2 separate regions of the Homo sapiens genome follow, and region 2 is linked to region 1. A link is a contact called in ENCODE Hi-C or POLR2A ChIA-PET data. All regions are on one chromosome and are shown on one strand. Each heading gives the region's core, a stretch centred on a gene start or an enhancer-like site at or near the end of the contact. The rest is flanking DNA. Distances are from core to core; before and after follow the strand shown.

Region 1 (5,805 bases), core at 885-3,384:
GCAAAGATCTGATGCTCTCTCTGATACTCGTGGTCTACTTGAGTAGACAAAAGTGAAACAAGCGATTCCATTAATCAATGGATACTTATGAAGTATAAAAATGAAAGAAAAGTGCACAGTAATATGAAAGACAATAAAAGAAAAACACATTTAGATAGGTGTGTCAGGGGAGGCCTCATGGAGGAAGTGACGTTAAGCAAAGACTCAGTTATAAGGTATATTTGCATCCCATAGAAAGCAAAGTTGTCAAACGTAGTTCCATGCTATGACTTAGAAAAATAAAATGATAGCAGAGTTTGTCCCTCTTTCCACAGTGTTCCCGTAGCACCCTGTATTCATCCACTCCATCCGTCATCCATTCCAAACATACTCACTGAGCTCCTACTAAGTGCCAGGAACTGTAGGCACTGAGCGTATAGTGGTAGATAGATGAGGACTTAGATTTATGGTGCTTTCATTCTAGTGTGTGTGTGTGCATGTATGTGTGTGTGGGGGGGAGGGTATGGATGGGATGAATGGGAGTAGACAGACGATCAACTAGTAAACAAATGTACAAATAGTTTCAAATGGTGATAAATGCTATGGGGAAAATAAAATGTAGCAGGGCATTGATTTATATAAAATTGTCTGAAACTGAGACCTTAATGATATCTAACACAGCCAATTGTGCCAGGGATGAGGCCGGGGAAGAAGAGCATCCAAGGCAGAGGAAACAAAGTCACACAGGCCCTTGCTAAAGAGCCTGGCATGTGAGGAGGGCAGAAAGAAGGCCGTGAATGAAATCGGAGAGGCAGGCAGGGCTCAATCATATAGGCATGCAAAGAGTTTGGATTTTATTTCTTGATGGGGTGCCATTTGAGGGTTATAGGGAGGGAGTGATATAATTTGCTTCAAAAAAAATTTTTTTTTTTTTTTTTTTGAGACAGAGTCTCACTCTGTTGCCCAGGCTGGAGTGCAGTGGCATGATCTCGGCTCACTGCAACCTCTGCCCCACGGGTTCAAGCAATTCCCTGCCTCAGCCTCCCGAGTAGCTGGGATTACAGGCGCCCGCCACCATGCCTGGCTAATTTTTGTATTTTTTTTTTTAGTAGAGACGGGGTTTCACCATCTTGGCAAGGCTGGTCTTGAACTCCTGACCTCATGATCCACCTGCCTCGGCCTCTCAAAGTGTTGGGATGAGAGGCGTGAGCCACCACGCCTGGCCTGCTTTACATTTTTAAGTGCTCATTCTGGCTGTGGTATCTCTAGAGAAATGGTTTGGGGCAAGAATAGAAGCAGGAGGCAGTGGGACACGTACAGGTATGTGATATAGGTGAGTCCGCTAGGTGGCCGCAGTGGGGGCGGACATCTATTATAACTCTTCTTTGAGTATATTGTCATTGACTGATTCGCTGATCCAACAACTATTTATTGAGTTCATATGATGTCCTGGGACTGTTCTGGTGCTTCAGGGCCCAGAGATTCTGAAGTACTAAATGCACGGAGGTTACATTCCAGAAACAAATGCACAATACGTGTGATATACACCAGGGATAAACATGAATAAAAATACATGAAGACATGGGAAGAGGAAGTGAGAGAGGGTGCTATTTCAGCTGGGTGGTTGGAAAGGCCTCTTTCAGGAGGTCACGTTTGAGTAGAGGAGAATAACCCCTGGCACAGTGCCCAGTGCCTGGTAGGTTCTCACAAACTCGGCTTAGGCAGTGTGTGAATGTTTGGCATTGAGCCACACAGAACTTCCTATGCCAGTAAATCCAAAGTCACAAGCTCGATTTTTAACAGGATTAATTTACTCCTTTCCTTTAATGAATTGGTTCCCAGGAGAATGCATGCATTTTATAGATCATTAGCTGCCTGGCACTGCGAGGAGGGGTGTGAGTGAAGGGGACTGTGTGGGGAGAGCTTAGCTTCTGGCTGTAGGAACCACTGCAAAATCCATGGGGAAAGCACCCTAAATTCATGATGCAAATCAAAGGGGACACAGAACTAGAGTTTTAGAAATTTATTTTTCCCTACATGGCTTTCTAGGAATTGCTCTTTTGCATATAGAAGGGAGTGTGGATGAGGGACTGGTAGAGCTTGAGAGAGAAAGAGAGAAAGCAGCTGCCATAGTGTACACAGGGACCCCTGCTGGTGCGTAACTGAGTTGGTCAGGGAGCCTGGGGAATGCCTTGTGCAAAGCAAGACAGACCAGAAGTCATTCCTTTTATAGCCTCAGTGCTGCGGGAGTCACAGAAATTAGCATGTTGAGAAAAATTTTAAGTTGTGATTCTAGCCTTAAAAACAAAAGGAAGATGTAAATAAATTATCTTAAATTCGCTGAGCTTGAAGAATAAACCCATCTGCAGAAGGCTGTTTTCTAGTGACAAGGTGACACCATGTAGAATCATAGCACCCTCTATCGGAAAAGACGAAAAAATTAGGAAAGTATTTGAAAGTGAAAGCCAACGACTAAATGATCTTTTGTTGTCCTTATTACCATTTGGCTTATACATCTTATGGTCAGTAGTTTACAGGATCAAATATTATGATTTCTACGGTTTTGACAAAAAAATTTCGTTATTATTCAAGTATCACAATGTCACTGTGAAGCAAGTTATACACATATTAAGATGAATTCCTTATACTCCAAAACTCCATTTTGCCATGGGGGAAACTGAGGCTGGTATAGGTAAAAGGGCTTCTTACTCTTGTCATCACCAGATATGCAGATGAGAGAAATGTCAGGTGCAGTCCCCGTCTAGTCCCTACCCCCCACCCCCAGCTTATAATGTCTCTGGGTGCACCCATGAAATACATCGTGAAGGCTGCTCACTGAGGCAAACCTCTCACGAAATTATTTTAAATTTGATGTTTTTTGGTCTATATGTTTTTGGCACATTTTCATGGGGACTGGAAATGAGTTTTTATGCTAATGAAAAAAACCTGAGTTGGTTGGATCTAGTTGGAAAGAGCCTAGGGAACTGTTTAAGAAGTATCCCAATCTTGGCCAGGTGTGGTGGCTCACGCCTGTAATCCCAGCACTTTGGGATGCCAAGTGGGGAGGATCATTTGAGGTCAGGAGTTTGAGAGCAGCCTGGCCAACATGGTGAAACCCCTTCTCTACTAAAAATACAAAAATTAGCCAGGTGTGGTGGCGGGTGCCTGTAATCCCAGCTAATCAGGAGGCTGAGGCAAGAGAATCACTTGAACCTGGGAGGCGGAGGTTGCAGTGAGCCAAGATAGCACCACTGCACTCTAGCCTGGGCAGTAGGGTGAGAGTCTCAAAAAAAAACAAAACAAAAAATATCCCAATCTTGGTAGAGTGAGGGATGATTGGAGGCTGTTTTAGGCTTTTTGTTTGTTTGAGCCAGAGATTTGGTATTCCTTTTGGATATACTGATATGCATGTGAGACAAAGGGCAGGACAGTGGTTGGAGTATCTCAAGGGGTCTAGTTTTTGCATAGGACACCCTGTCAAATTAGGCTGCTTCTTGATTTCTTCCACTTTGAGAAAAAGCCATAATTTGTTACTTCTGGGATGGCTGTTTTAGGGAACCATACTATGTAATAGGAGTTTTTAGTGCTTTGGACATTAGAAAGTTTCAGTGTAGTAGAAAAATCAGACCCTTAGAAAGTTAATTTATTTATCTATAAAATGGTGATAATAATACTTATCTATAAATTTGTTAAGTATTTGTGTTAATGTATATGTAGCATGTAAGGGACACCCAGTGATATCGTTTTATTTCTGGGATAGCTGTATGAGATAGCAAAACTCCCCTATCTCTTATGCTCTGCCAATAGCAATGACTATCTATGTATTTGAGTTACAAGTCACATGTGGAAGCCTTACAGAAAGAAAAAGCTCCCTCTCTCCCTTTGTCCTTTCCCCTCTCTAACTATGTATAATTTATGTAATTGTGTAAAACAAATATATGAATTATATGTGTATATAATTTATATATATAGTGTATTATGTATTTTCACATGAACACTTTAGATGAATCAACTTTTTTCTCTTCTCCCCCTTCACCCTCCTTTTTTTTTTTTTTTTTTTTTTCTTAAAAGCATTTAGCTGGGTGCAGTGACACATGCTTGTAATCCCAGCTATTGAGGAGGCTGAGGTAGGAGGATTGCTTGAGTCCAGGAATTTGAGGCCAGCCTGGGGAACATAGCAAGAGCCTATCTTTAAAAAAAAAAAAAGCATTTCAATTATTTTAAATTTTCTAATTACAAAACAATTCTTTCCTGTCTTAGTTTAGTTTACTTTTTACTCACAAAGTTCCTGGAAAGTAGTTATTACTCAATAATTGAATGCATGAGTGTCAACTGCAAAATCTATGCATTATGTAGTGATTTGAATCAATTAGTCTTTCTTGATACTCCAAAATTACCCTTTTTCGAGTGTCTTTATCAGAAATTTGATAAATCGGAACTTTCCTGTCTATTCATAAACAAGAGTGGTGACTTAGAAAGACACGCACTCCAGAGTGGGGCTTCTGCGTCTCCCTTGTCGTGCCCCTTTGTGAGTAATGCTTTCCCCAGAGAACTGCAGAAAATGATCCTGCTGAGCTACAGGGTTTCCCATTCATTGGGTTCCATTCCAGTCCTTGCAAGTTCAACAGCATCTCAGAACATTCTAGTAAGCTTGCTAACGGCGTGTGAAAGGTTGATCTTCTCATCTAAAGCTTTTAAATTTTTAAAATCGACCATGTGCAGTGGCTCACACATGTAAATCCCAGCACTTTGGGAGGCTGAGGTGGGTGGATCACCTGAGGTCAGGAGTTCAAGATCAGCCTGGTCAACATGGTGAAACCCTGTCTCTACTAAAAATTCAAAAAAATTTACCTGGGTGTGGTGGTGTGCACCTATAATCCCAGCTACTTGGGAGGCTGAGGTAGGAGAATCTCTTGAACCTAGGTGGCGGAGGTTGCAGTGAGCCGAGATTGCACCACTTTACTCCAGCCTGGATGACAGAGTGAGATTCCATCTAAAAAAAAATAAATAAAATTTTAAAATCTTGGGATGAAAGACTCCATTGAGAATAAAAGGGACTATGAGACTTGGCTGATGCTTTTGGAACTTCTGCTATAATCGTATATTTCTTCTGCCAGACAGTTTATGGCAGAGCTTAAGTTTCTCAAGAAAGAATCCTCAAAGAAAAGAAAAAAAAAAAAAACCCCTGGTTGCAGTGACCATAATAATTAAATGGAAACTGTATGTTTAAATTGCAGTTGGAATAGGAAATTAAATTACACAAAAAGTGTTATAGATTTGGACAAGTTTTCATACTGTTAATAAACCTATGCATAATTCATTTACTTGTAGGCTATGACAAAATAGCATAAATAACTTCATTTGTAAGGCTGTGAATTTTTCCATTCCTAATTGGATGATGGCTAAATCCATTTAAATGCTTCTGGATGACTGAATATATAAATGCTTAAAATGAACAGTTATAATAGTTTTCTAGGCAGATTTGTTTATTTAATATTACTACATTTACTTTCAGACACAAGCATAGTACAGATGTTGCATAAAGATTACACTCAATACGGTGTGAGTTTGATATGATTTTTAAGAAAAATATTAACTCTCTGCTCTTGAAGACAGCATTCTAATACTTATTAAACAAACACCATACATCACGCACTGTACTAGTCACTCCATAAGCCTTATCATTGCATCCTCATGCTAGACCTAAAGGCAAGTACATTAACTCCACTCAAATGATGAGGAAACTGAGGCTTAGAGAAATTAAGAGTTAGTTAAGGCATGGTCCCTGTGTTCAGTGGCAGAGCAGTAGCTCTCAGCCATGTATCT
Region 2 (5,805 bases), core at 899-3,398, 49 kb before region 1:
TGTTTACTGTAAACAGATAGTAAATAACTTAGGCTTTGCAGGCCATATAGTCACTGTGGTAACTACTCAACTCTGCTGTGGTAGCATGAAAGCAGCTATTGATGATTTGTGAGTGAATGGGTGTGTCTGTGTTCTAATAAAACTTTATTGGAAATCAGAAGATAGACAGAATTTGGCCCATAGGTCATAGTTTGCCAACCTCTGCTCTGAGTTACCTTGAAGAAAATTTGGCATCTTAACCTTATTTAATGAGGGCCACCGCAAGTCCTGGTTTTCGTCAACTAGCTAAGCAAAAACTCAGAGCTATCCAAGATAACATATTGTGTCCAGCATTTCCAGTAAGTATACCCATGATAAAAGAACAATACCTTTGTTTTTTTCATTTGACTCTCTATGTACAACCTTCAGAAGAGAATGATACTTTGTCCAATGTTAGTTCCAGCTAGTTTCCAGTGAAGACATTATCAGGGACTATGGAATTATTTAAAAACAAATTCCACTAATCATGCTTCAGAATTACTGTACTCCAATTAGCAATAACTACAAACTAGAAGCCGGTTTTGTTTGCAAGGGCTATCTTCCCTGCTCTATACCTGACTTTCCTCCTATGTTCCTTCTCCTCTCTTCACTTCCCACTATCCATTCCAGTTTTGAGAGTCATAAACCTTCCTTATTCTCACTGCTTAATCATGCCCATCAGTTATAACTCCTGTTTCTGAAATTCACCCTCTTCTCTCCACTTCTGCCACCTCTACCATCATAACCCAAGCTACTGTACACCTTGCCTGATTTGCCTCAGTAGTCTCCTACTGTGTCTCCTTGCACCCATTCAGCTTTTGCATTCTGTTTTATATTTTATTTCATCCAGAATATGGAAACACTAATCTGATCCTGTTACCATTGAGTTTAAAACTCATCAGTGACTTCCTGTTACTCTTAGCATAAAGATAAATGCCTTAAACTTAGCCTGCAAGACTTTACATCAATGTTTTTTGGACTTCAGTTCATGAATCTTCAGTACGTTGAAAATCAATTTAGGTAGTTGTGACAAATGTATACAAACATAAAATAGAACATATCAGGCTGCACTAGAGATAGCAAAGATAAGTACTGTTTTGTGAAATTGTGATTTTGGTTGCGTGTGTGTGTGTGAATTGGATTGGATTGCAACATAAGACGTATTTCTTACTTTGAGTTCTGGTCAATAGAAGTCTGAAAGATACTATGTGTGTTCTGGGGTCGTCATACCTTTCAGGATCCACAGTCTAACACTTCCTTTTGCTCTCTTTTCTCTGACCTTGCCACCGTCTTTCAAGAAGTGGAGTATGTTTTTTCTCTCTGGGAACCTGGATGGAACTTGGGACTACTTGGAAGAATAAAATGCAATGGAAGGGACATGGCATGACTTCTGGCCTTTCTTCTGTCCACAGCATACCTGTGCTACCTCTTATCTCAGGGCCTTTGCACATGGCTGTTCTCTTGAGTTTGGAACATTCTCCCTCATTCTTCTTTTTGCCTTTTTTGCTCATATTTACCCTAGCACCAGTGTCATTTCCTCAGGGAAGTCTTGTCTGATTTTCCTAACTAGGTCAGTTCCCCATTATTGATATACATCAGGCCTTTCTCCTTTGCAGCACTTGCTACAGCTGAATTTTACCTTTGTGGGGTTGCATAGCTGAAGTCTAACTCTCCTCCTAGATTGTAAACTCCAAGAGGTTAGATACCATGCCTGTTTATACTCATTTTTATACCAGCCCAGCATCAAACACAGTGTCTTGTGCACAGAAATATGTGTGTGTGTGTTTGTGTATTTAATGAATAGTAATCATGCTGTTTTCCTAATATATGAAAATGGCTGTAATGAGTTTTTGCTTTAAATACTACTGTTCTTTTATGTTTTAAATTGCTTAGTTTAAAAAAAACAAACAAACTGTTCCAATTATTAAGACAACATAGTGAGTCACCCCAAAACTTAGTACCGTAAAACTATGACTTATTCTGCACCTGGATTCCTGTGTGTCAGGAATTCAGGGAGGGTGCAGCAGAGATGCCTTTTCTTTGCTTCACGATGTCTGGAGCCTTAGCTGGAGATCTAAAAGCTGTAGGCTGGAACCATCTGAGGGCTGTTACACATGCATGAGTGGTGACTAATGTTGGCTGTCATTGGGCCCTGGTTCCTCCTCTTCACCTGACTTTTCCATGTGGTCTCTTCTTGTGGGCTAGATTTTCCTTCCTTACAGAATGGTGGTGGAGTTCTAAGCTGGGAGCAGGAAAAAAGAGGGAGACTGCGAGGAAAAGATGCTTGGACATCACGCAGCATCACTCCTATTGCATTTATTCTTCCAGGCAGTCCGAAGTCATATCCCGGTTTTCGGGGAGGGGAAATAGATTCCATCTCTTGATGGGAAGTGGCAAAATTATAAAAAAGAATGTGAGCCAGAAATATTGCTGTGGCCATTTTTGGAAAATACAGTCTCCCACACTGGGAATGTATTTCAATTACAATTCATTTAGATATGTAGCTACCGCATGCCTTTAGATGTCAGTATATTTGATGGTTACTTTGTGAATTTCACACAGGGTCTCTTCCTTTCCAAATCTCTTATTTTTTAGCCTCCTGAAATGAAGAACTGATTTTTCACCTAATTGCTTTCAGAATTAAATACACTTAAAAAATAGTTGTGCAACATGTTTATTCCAATCTATACATAATTTCTCCTTCTTGGTTTTCTGGTTGCTGAGGAAGCAACACTTTCTTTTGGAAATTTTTTCCTGTGGAGGATTACCAATATTGGAAAAAGAATATGAAGAAGCTACTGAGTTTGATCTCCTGAAATATAATCTGTCATCAGAATCAAGTAGAAATATGTTATTACATGTACAATTTAGTCTGAGAAATCTGTATACTCACATGCAGATAATCTAAAAGAAGTTACTTTATATAATTATAAAAAATACTTAAAAGCATTTAGATATTGCTGAGTATATCCAAATATTTCTGACGAGATTCAAATATCTATTTAGATATAATAAAGGTTAATTCTAAATATAATTATTCAATAACTTTTGTACTTTAGTATCGCATATCAAATAAAGGATTAGATTTAAAATATTACCATTTTGTATATAATATACGACCCATTCTAGTCCATATCATCTATTCCTGTCCTAGCTACTCAGGAGGCAAAGGCAGGAAGATCGCTTAAGGCCAAGAGATCAAGGTTGCAGTGAGCTGTGATTGTGCTACTGAACTCTAGCCTGGGTGACAGAGCAAGACTCTGTCTCTGAATTAAAAAAAAAAAAAGGTATATATAGACAACTTAAAAAACTTCAAACTAAGAATTAACTTTTATTTATTAACACTGTATAAGCAATGGCTCAATGCACTTTAAAGGGTTGAGTAGAGAGAGCTATGGGAATTATACATTGTTACCAGAGGGAATTCTCTTCCCGTCTTCCAGTTAGATAGGAAAGATTTTATAGAAGGGGCGATATTTCATTAGCTGTTTGAGTGAAAGAAGGAAGATGCCAGGAAGAGCTGGAAACAAAAGAAAGCAAATATATATCTTTATCATCCTGGAAGGAACAGGGAAGAAGCCTTCATTTTTTTGCCTTCTTTTTATTTCAATATTCTTTTTCTCCTCAAATATTGTAGTTTTAAAGTAAATATCCCAGTTGTTATAATTCATCTATAAACGATAAAAATGCCTAGTTTCTAAAACTGCAATTTAAGCCTTTTTGGCACTACTCTGCTGCGTAAGGGTTCATCGCAGTATTGAAAAATATGATTAAACCACAGCCTACCTAGACTTCTCTTATTCAGATAGAATAATTTCAGTTTCAAACATCATTCCCTGTGGATCCTGTTTCTCCATCCCTCAGTTGCTATGGCTGCCCACTCTTTCCTTTCTAAGTTCTCTCTGTCCCCCTTGAGCTGTGGGATCCTGTGTGAACATACTAATCTTGAAAGAGATGAAAGAGTATTGAATGGCAAAGATAGCCTGCCTTGCACACTAGCAAAGCAAATTTACAAGAGAGAAATTCTTTCAAGTGTTCTTTGTGGTGGTCCATTTTAAAAGGTTTTCTGATAGTTTTAGAGGCCAAATTCCTTCTCCTTTTGAAGCTAGACAAAATGACTTTTTAGAGCAAAGTTGCCCAAACAATATGTTTGTACAATGTGACCTGACCCTTTACTTTGGTTTATTATTGTACTCCCCACGGTGTGAAGATTGAAATTTATCTTTTGATACATAGGGCAGGTTTTAGAGTCTTTGGAACAGTACGTGTAGAAGTTACATTCAGCCCGGGGTTGTTTGGTAGTTGGTAACCTGGAAACGTAATTGCCACAACAAGCCATCCAAACAGTTATTCTTCTGAGTGCTCATAATGAAAGTAATACCAGGAGGGATCAGCCAGGAATTGACTAGACAGCCCTTGCAAACAAAACTGACTGCTACATTTTGGTTATTGCTAATTGGGGTACAGTAATTCTGACACACATTTAGTGGAATTTAAAAAATAATAATAATTCTACAGTAGTCCCTGATAATGGGTTCACTGAAGACTTTAGTTGGGACTAACACTGGATGGAGTATCATTCTTTTTTCATTTGAGGGGTAAAGTAGCTAATTTTTTCTTTGTATTCAAGAAAGTGTAAGAGACTTGCTTTCTTAAATAAATGTGTTTTTCCTCCAGTATTTCATACCATGCAAGTATTACAATTCAATGGAAAGGAACACAGTGTGGGCATTTGAACACAAGCCTCTCCCTGCCTGCCCCCTTTTTTATTCATTCATGTCTTCATTTTGGTATTATAAAAATAAATGCTGATAGAAGATAGCGCAGGAAAGAATGTTTCATGTGGGATGGATTTTGTGTCATCTCATGGATTCCTTGAATTATTTGTATTGAATGTAACTAAGGCACAAAGCAAGCTAGGCCTCTTGTTGCAAAACTTAGATGAATCATGGCAATGGGTAGCTTGGTTCTAACTCCAATTCCCCATTCTGTTTGGAATATTGGATGGCTAATGTTAAGTTGTTGCCCAAGTTGCCTGTCTGCATTGTATCTTAAGTTCCAAGTTATTACCATTCTTTCTTACCGTACCATTATAATTTTGGGATTGCAGGGTGAAAATGAGGAGTTGAAATGAAATAGGATAGCAATGGTATATTTTTCAACTACTCTTTCAATAAACCTAAGTTGAAAAGAGAGATTTAATTCAGCTTGTTTTTCTTCTTAATATTGATACTTACATACTCAGGAAAACAAACAAATGATAAAGTCTGTCCAGGAAGTCTAGCTTCTGTGCAAAGGGAATGAGGGTTAATATTCTCCTTCGGTTGTGCTATTTTTTTGTGTGCATACCTCTTTGATTACATTTACTGCCTACATTTTGGGTGATTAAGCTTCTTTAGCCTGAATCATCTCTCCAAACTTTCATTTATGTGTTTCCGTCAGTAGGGAGGGCTCATCATTTTTTACCTAAATGCTTCTGTTTTGCGTTGTTTATCATTGAGAGATGGCATGGCATGGCATGGTGGAAAAGACGTGAATTTTGGAAACAAATAGCCTTAAGTTTAAATCCTGATTCTAGGACCTATAATATAATTTCCTCTGTGGAGACTGGAAAAAACTAATGTTTATCTTAGAGCTGTGGTTATCAAGAAATATTAAGTAAATATCTATCATGTATCGGATACATGATGTTGATGAAAAATGAGAACTATGTGGCTCCTGCTTTCCAAGGAAGAGCTTGTTGTCCAGCAAGCGTAGATATGCGTACAAATAACTGTAGTAACCTGT

What was found. A loop is a pair of places that touch in the nucleus more often than their neighbours do. ChIA-PET counts read pairs that join two places held with the same protein, here RNA polymerase II (POLR2A). Pooled maps may share reads with other maps.
Region 2: a map of PC-9 shows a loop between it and region 1 (7-fold over the local background). The contact joins two enhancer-like sites. A Hi-C loop is called at or near these places in 4 of 168 maps with a recorded cell type or tissue (Caco-2, Calu3, HepG2 and 1 more) and 2 of 50 pooled maps. POLR2A ChIA-PET finds 5 or more read pairs at or near these places in 3 of 52 experiments (A673, Caco-2 and HepG2).

What each region holds. Positions count from the first base shown.
Region 1 is chr6:24,279,725-24,285,529 of GRCh38, reverse strand. The region is part of intron 6 of DCDC2 (doublecortin domain containing 2); the gene reads left to right. Among named protein-coding and RNA genes, the nearest start is that of KAAG1, 74 kb to the left of the region's middle. Within about 2 kb of position 2,134, at least 4 of the 41 ENCODE cell types and tissues checked have a DNase peak (open chromatin) inside an H3K27ac peak, as active enhancers do.
Region 2 is chr6:24,328,799-24,334,603 of GRCh38, reverse strand. The region is part of intron 2 of DCDC2 (doublecortin domain containing 2); the gene reads left to right. Among named protein-coding and RNA genes, the nearest start is that of KAAG1, 25 kb to the left of the region's middle. Within about 2 kb of position 2,148, at least 3 of the 41 ENCODE cell types and tissues checked have a DNase peak (open chromatin) inside an H3K27ac peak, as active enhancers do.